Linked DNA regions of Homo sapiens: region 1 is linked to region 2. A link is an interaction called in ENCODE POLR2A ChIA-PET data of the cell type or tissue named here. Cell type or tissue: GM12878. All regions are shown on one strand.

What was found. Peaks named below come from ENCODE experiments on the same cell type or tissue, not always from the same donor. Only the 100,000 strongest peaks of a DNase experiment are listed, where the experiment ranks them.
Region 1: POLR2A ChIA-PET joins it to region 2 with 6 read pairs; 2 of 35 experiments call an interaction of 5 or more read pairs at or near these places.

What each region holds. Positions count from the first base shown.
Region 1 is chr2:170,825,196-170,829,195 of GRCh38, reverse strand. The region is part of intron 3 of GAD1 (glutamate decarboxylase 1); the gene reads right to left. Among named protein-coding and RNA genes, the nearest start is that of GAD1-AS1, 8.5 kb to the right of the region's middle. In GM12878, no CTCF peak of the experiment used is centred here; no DNase peak of the experiment used is centred here.
Region 2 is chr2:170,478,896-170,482,895 of GRCh38, reverse strand. The region is part of intron 25 of MYO3B (myosin IIIB); the gene reads right to left. Among named protein-coding and RNA genes, the nearest start is that of MYO3B-AS1, 130 kb to the right of the region's middle. In GM12878, no CTCF peak of the experiment used is centred here; a DNase peak (open chromatin) is centred at 1,505.

The DNA.
Region 1 (4,000 bases), 350 kb before region 2:
AAGTAAGTTGGACAGCTTCCACTCCAGTGACCAGCCCCAGGATAGGGCTTTAAAGGAGGAGACACAATCAGAGAAGATGCTGCCAGCACTGTTTATGGGCTGTATAAGCAGAAGGAGGAGGGGAGAGAACAGCAGAGGTAGGAGGAGAGGTGAGGACAGCTGAGGGAGGAGGGTGAGGACAGCAGAGGGAGGAGGAGAGGTGAGGACAGCTGAGGGAGGAAGATGAGGATAGCAGAGGGAGGAGAGGTGAGGACAGCAGAGAGATGAGGAGGGGTGAGGACAGCAGAGGAAGGAGAGTGAGGACCACAGAGGGAGGAGAGCAAGGACCGCAGAGGGAGGAAGGCGAGGACAGCAGAGGGAGGAGAGGTGAGGACGGCAGAGGGAAGAGGAGGGGTGAGGACAGCAGAGGGAGGAGGGTGAGGACAGCAGAGGTAGGAGGGCGAGGACAGCAGAGGGAGGAGGGTGAGGACAGCAGAGGGAGAAGGGTGTGGACAACAGAGGAGGAGGGTGAGGACAACAGGGGAGGAGGGTGAGGACAGCAGAGGGAGGAGGGTGAGGACAGCAGAGGGAGGAGGGCAAGGACAACAGAGGGAAGAGGAGGGGTGAGGACAGCAGAGGAGGACGGTGAGGACAGCAGAGGTAGGAGGGTGAGGACAGCAGAGGGAGGAGAGCAAGGACAGCAGAGGGAGGAGATCAAGGACAGCAGAGGGAGGAGATCAAGGACAGCAGAGGGAGGACAGCGAGGACCGCGGAGGGAAGAGGAGGGGTGAGGACAGCAGAGGGAGGAGGGTGGGGACAGCAGAGGGAGGAGGGTGAGGACAGCAGAGGGAAGGGGATGAGGACAGCAGAGGGAGGAAGATGACAGCAGAGGGAAGAGGGTGAGGACAGCAGAGGGAGGAGGGTGAGGACAGCAGAGGGAAGGGGAGGGGTGAGGACAGCAGAGAGAGGAGGGGTGAGGACAGCAGAAAGAGGAGGGGTGAGGATAGCAGAGAGAGGAGAGGTGAGGACAGCAGAGAGAGGAGGGCGAGGACAGCAGAGGGAGGAGGGTGAGGACAGCAGAGGGAGGAGGGTGAGGACAGCAGAGGGAGGACAGCAGAAGGAGGAGGGGTGAGGACAGCAGAGGGAGGACAGCAGAAGGAGGAGGGGTGAGGATGGCAGAAGGAGAAGTAGTGAGGTCCAACACAGAGGATTCGGGCAGACACTTTCCTCCAGCACCAGGTAATGCTCACAGGGTTGAACGTAAGTGGTATTTTTCTGAATGCAAACCTGAATGCAGCTTTTCTTGCACCACCCCCTCTCCTTGAATGAAGGTACTGTGAGACAAAAAAAAGCTTCAATCTTCTGTGTTGCCATTTAATTCTATAAGTACTTATTGAGCACCTGTTGTACAAAAACACTTTGCTAAGCATCTAGGATTGGGGACTGATAAAGCTAGTGGGACAGATCCCCTGCCCTCCAGGAGCCTACAAGCCTGGCAGATGGTGACAAATGCTGGAATAAAACTAGTCATCCAAGAACTCCACAGAGATGACAGGAGGGATCTGAGCCCAGGGCGGGATTCTCAGTGCCTCACCTCTGCCCCTCGGAGTGAGTGGAAAGTTCTCCTGCCCAAGGTGAGCAGGACAAACTCCGGCAGCAAACGGGGAAAGAGGGTTAAGCCAAAAGGGCAGGAGAACCTGCCAGCGTGGAGCACACTCCCTCCACATCTCCACCATCCCCTGTGGGGCTCCTGGCCCGCACGTCTGCTCTTTCCTTTGGCTTCTCCTCCTTCAATTCAGCCTCAGTCTTAGCCCAAAATGCAGCACACTGAAAAGAGGAAAAAGGTTCTAAGCTTCTTGGTGACCCCAAAGCTGTTTCTGTAAATACCAAGAAACTTGCGGAGTCACACGTGTCACAAGGCAGACTTGGAAGAAAGTCCCAAGAGGTGCAAAAAGGCAAGTTAATCTGGAGAATTCAGCTTTGCTTCCCAGGACTACAATTCAACTGTGATGGGTGGGAGAAGGGGGGATGCATGGGAGGGCTGCGGTGATTAGAATCCTCCCACACAAGGGAGCCAGGGGCTATTTCTGGAGGGAAGAAGGGGAAAGCAGAGCCACCAAGCTTTTTGTTGCTCCCAGCACCTTTTACATTTATCACTAAAGCCCAAAGGACATGAGAAGGGGGGAAATACACTATAATAGAGCTCCACACTTGGGTATAAAGATGGGATTGTATCCTTTTCCATATCTCTTTGCCTACTTCCTGAATTCCTCCTCCAAATCCTCAAAGTCCAGAGCCAGGAGCCAGCACTCATTTGCCAGAGGGATGCAGGATCAGATGGCACCTGAACTCTGAGACTGCTCCTCTCATCCCAGAACATTGAGCTGTGGAATTTGCCAGACTTGAAAGACCAAACCCATGTGGCCTCATGTAGTGAGGTCCTGCCCAGCTGAACCTCCACTCTGTTGTCCCCGACGCCTGCTTAGGCTTCTGACTCACTCCCTGAGTCTCCCCACCTTGAAGCCCCTTCCCTCTGGGCAGCTGCAGGAAGCAGAAACTCGGCTTGAGGTTTTGACACAGGCTCTCCCAGAGATGCGCTCATGAGGCTGAGAAACGATCGTTATGCCACAGCTTTTTTTTTTTTTTTTTGAGACGGAGTCTTGCTCTGTCACCCAGGCTGGAGTGCAGTGGCATGATCTCGGCTCACCACAACCTCCAGCTCCCAAGTTCAAGTGATTCTCTTGCCTCAGCCTCCCAAGTAGTTGGGATTACAGGTGCCTACCACCACGTCTGGCTAATTTTTGTATTTTTAGTAGAGATGGGGGTTTCGCCATGTTGGTCAGGCTGGTCTCAAACTCCTGACCTCAGGTGATCCACCTGTCTCGGCCTCCCAAAGTGCTGGGATTACAGGTGCGAGCCACTGCGCCCGGCCCTACGACACGGCTTTAAACCTGCATCCCATTCCTTGGGCTGCACTTCCAGTAATGTACTAGGAATCAGAATCCTCTCTAAATCCTGTAATTATTTTATGAATAGCACACTTACACTGCATTATAATTTATGTTAAAACAATTAATTTGCTAATATAAACATATAATATATATTGTCACATGTCTTTCACTTTGTTTAGGAAGGTGTTTGTTCTCTAAAATACTGGGATCCTCAGAAAGGTAGGTGAACCAGGCCTCCCTTGGCTCTGAGAGGCCCTGGAAGGAACTGCTTCTCCAAGGATGAAGAGGTGGTGGATGACATGGAGGTCAGTGCCTTGACAATTTCCCTGGCTAGCAAGGGGTCCTGTAAGAAGGGGTCCCAGAGAATGAAGCCGAGTGTACTCCCTCTTGCTCTACACCCCAGCTTCGAGGACCTAGTTTAAGCCTGTGGGTAACTGGTCACAGAGCTCTACATTCTTAGAGGCAAAGAGGAAAGCAGAGGAGAGGCAAAGCTGCAGTTGTGTTTGGTTGGGTGCTAGCACACTGGCCAGCCGCAAGGGGAGAAAAATCATGACTCCACCTCTGAGCTGAGGGGAGCTCCTGCTGCAGGTTCCTCACCCCTGCTGCCAAACTCAAAGGCTTATGGGGCCCAGTGAGAGAGTGTGTATGTGTATGTGTGCGTGCATGTGCGCACAGGTATGTGTAGCTAGAAAGCACCTGGCTCCAGCCAGTTGTTGCCAAGTGGGGCTTTGAGCTGTGTATGGCATAAACACCTATGGCCAACAGGGCACGTGGGAGCTGAAGCCCAGCACATTCTCTGTTCACCAAGCTATGGCATGGAATTGCATATGCATAGACGGAGGGGCTCTTTTTCATTTGTTTGTTTGTTTTTGAGACAGGGTCATACTGTATTGCTGTTGTCCAGACTGGAGTGTAGTGGCGCCATCATAGCTCATTGTAATTTCAAACTCCTGGGCTCAAGCGATCCTCCTGCCTCATCCTCCTGAGTAGCTAGGACTGCAGCTATGTGGCCACCACACCTGGCTAATTTTTTGAAAGTTTTTGTAGAGATGGGGTCTCCCTATGCTGCT
Region 2 (4,000 bases):
CCCATCCTGCCCCATAAGAATAAGTAGAGGTGGTCACAGAAGTTCTCTTTAGCCTATAATATTCTGGAAAGACTGATATTGCCTATTCCTAGAGATACCTTGGGGAAGTGATTTTACCTCTATTGCCTCAGACTCTGTAAATAAGATCTGTAAATACAGATCTGTAAATGAGAAAGTTGGATCAAGCCATCTCTTAGAGTCTTTCAGTGATATTGTAAAAGGCATTTTAAGAAAGTTTTTTGTTTACTGCACTAACCAAGTGTATTAGTTTGTTTTCACATTGCTGATAAAGACATACCTGAGACTGGGCAATTTACAAAAGAAAGAGGTTTAATTGAACTTACAGTTCCACATGGCTGGGGAGGCCTCAGAATCATGGCAGAAGGCAAGGAGGAGCAAGTCACATTTTACGTGGATGGCGGCAGGCAAAGAGAGAGCTTGGGCCGGGCACTGTGGCTCATGCCTGTAATCCCAGCACTCTGGGAGGCCAAGGCAGGCAGATCACCTGAAGTCAGGAGTTCAAGACCAGCCTGGCCAACATGGTGAAACCCCGTCTCTACTAAAAACACAAAAATTAGTTAGGCATGGTGGTGCGCACCTGTAATCCCAGCTACTCGAGAGGCTGAGGCAGGAGAATCACTTGAATCTGGAGGGAGAGGTTGCAGTGAGCAGAGATTGCTCCGCTGCACTCCAGCCTGGGTGACAGAGTGAGACCCTGTCTCAAAAAAAAAAAAAAGAGAGAGAACTTGTGCAGGAAAACTCCCCTTTTTAAAACCATCAGATCTCCTGAGACTTATTCACTATCACTACAACAACAAGGGAAAGATGTGCCCCCATGATTCAATTACCTCCCATTGCATTCCTCCCACAACACATGGGAATTCAAGATGAGACTTGGGTGAGGACACAGCCAAACCATATCACCAAGGTTATAACATTCGTAATGTAAGGATTAAGAGAGAAAAGAAGTCATTCAAAGTTTCACCTCCCTAATACTCTAATACATAAACTACCTAAAAGGCACCAACACACACAGTTGGGAAGCAGGTAGCAACTCACCCTCTCAACTAAACAAAGAAAAGCTGATGGAAACGATAGTATGCAAGGAGAGCAATGTTAAAGACCCTCCCAGAGAAGCCACCATGCCACTCCTGCCCCTAGAAGGTAGATGTGGAGACTTCATACAAGCATGAAATATATTTTACTCACAATGTTGAAGCTGTCATCCTCCCTAATTATGTCTTAACAGGTTCCTTACACCATGTAAGTTAATTTTCATGGAATATTCTTCTTTACTTTTTAAAAATTTTTAAATTTTTTTTTGAAACATCTCACTCTGTCACCCAGGCTGGAGTGCAGTGGCACAATCACAGCTCACTGCAGCCTTGACCTCTGAGGCTCAAGCGATCCTCTCACCTCAGCTACCAAGTAGCTAGGACCACAGGCATGTGCCAGACCACACTCTGCTCATTTTTGTATTTTAGGGTTTTGCCAAGTTGCCAAGGCAGGTCTCGAATGACTGGGCTCAAGTGATCCACCCACCTTGGCCTCCTGGGGTTACAGGCGCGAGCCACTGCACCCAGCAATTTCCAGGGTATTGAGGATGCTGTTCACTTTGCTGCAGATGTACTAGCTTACCTGGATGACACATTAAGATCTGTTTATATCAGACTCTCATCTATGTAGCTACAGGTGAAAAGAAAAGAAGTCTAATGATGTCCTGGAGGATTTGTGTTTTCTTATTCCTTATTCACTGTTGTCTACCCAGAGAAAAAAGCAGAAGCTTTTACTCATTGAAAATTGAAGTTTGACATTCAGCCTTTCTCGAGATGTCTGGGTTCTTCTGTGCTGCTGATTTCTCTAAACGCTATCCTGTGAGTAGGCACTAACCTTAGGGCTTAATAAGGGAATATGGTGGACCATGTCCTCATAGGTGAACTTTTCACAATGTTAACTGATGATATTCAGTTCACTTTGCGAGAGTTAAAGGATGTGTTGTAGGCTTAAAACTGCAAACACACTGTTGTGGGAAAAACTCTCAAATGATGTTTTTCCTTTGCTCTCACACCACTACAACAATCATCAACACTAAGACTTCTATGACCAAATGTGTGTGAGTTTTTCCCCACCACAAGCAAGCAGTTAATTCTGCAGCAGATACCAACTGGGCATCCTTCAAATCAATTTGGACATTGTCCACCTGGAGATAGTGTCAGATCCCACTGGTTGAGGGCTCAGTCCCCAAGACTAACCACTCCCCACCCCGCAATGCCAGTCACAAGTCTGGGCCTTTGAAACTTCTCACTGACCAGCTTCAAGTTGGGGTTCCCATGACACCCTCTTTGAGTTCAATTAATTTGCTGGAGCAGCTCTTAGAACTCAGGGAAACACTTACTTTTACCAGTTCATTATAAAGGATACTGCAAAGGATACAGATGAAGAGATGAGTAGGGCAAGTTACCGGGGAAAGGGTGCAGAGCTTCCATGCCTTGCTTGGGTGTGCCACCCTCCAGGAACCTCCATGTGTTCAACTATCCAGAATCCAAACCTCTTGGGTTATCACTGAAGCTTCATGACTTCAGCATTCCTCCCCCTGTGATATATGATGGGACCCTCTCTGGGGAGGGTCTTATGACCCACAATCAGAAAGGGGAAGATTAAAGTCTTGCCTTGGGGCCCGTGAAAGGAGGGCAGAAGGATTCTGTTTCCTGAGGCCTGACACACCAAACATTATAAACAAAAGACTGTAATAAGGGTTATGGGAGTTATGAGCCAGGAACCATGCTGAAAACCTCTCTGTCTATAAATAAACAAATATATGTGTGTGGTGTTATTTTATATATATATATATATACACACACACACATATATATAGGTTTAATATATATACATACACACATATATATAGGTTTAATATATATACATATACATATATACACATATATGGTTTTATAGGTTTAATATATATACACACATATTAAACCTATAAAATATGTTAAACCTATAAATATGTGTGCATATATATACACACATATACACCTATATATGCATATATACGTATATATTAAACCTATATATGTGTATATGTATACTAATATATTTAGTTCTTATTACAAAGTTAACATTCAGTTACAACATATACACATATGTGGGTATATATATTAAACCTATATATAATAGGTGTTATATATGTGTATATATAATACCTATATGTTTATATATGTAGTGTATATGTAACATCTGTTATATATATGTATATATAAAACCTATATATTTATATATAATAGATATAAAATACACCTTTATTATATAGATGTATGTATATATAAAACATACATTTATATAAAATATATATAAAATACACCTCTATTATATAGATGTATATATATAAAACATATATTTATATATAGGTTTTTAAAATATATGTGTGTGTATATATATAAAATCTATATTTTATATATTTTAAATACATATACACACATCTATATAATAGATATATAATATAATTATATTCTATATATTATTTTTATATATAAATATATAGGTTTTATATACATACACACATACATATAATATTTATATTTTAATTTTTTATTTATTTTTTATTTTTTTGAGACAGAGTCTCACTCTGTTGCCCAGGCTGGAGTGCAGTGGCATGATCTTGGCTCACTGCAACCTCCGCTTCCCGGGTTCAAGCAATTCTCCTGCCTCAGCCTCCCGAGTAGCTGAGATTACAGGCATGTGCCACCATGCCCAGCTAATTTTCGTAGTTTTAGTAGAGACAGGGTTTTACCATGTTGGCCAGGCTAGTCTTGAACTCCTGACTTCAGGTGATCCACCCGCCTCGGCCTCCCAAAGTGTTGGGATTACAGGAATGAGCCACCATGCTCAGCCATAATATATATTTGTATATAGGTTTTTAAAATATATATACATATATAATAACACCTATTATATATATATAGGTTTAGTGTGTGTGTGTGTGTGTGTGTGTGTGTGT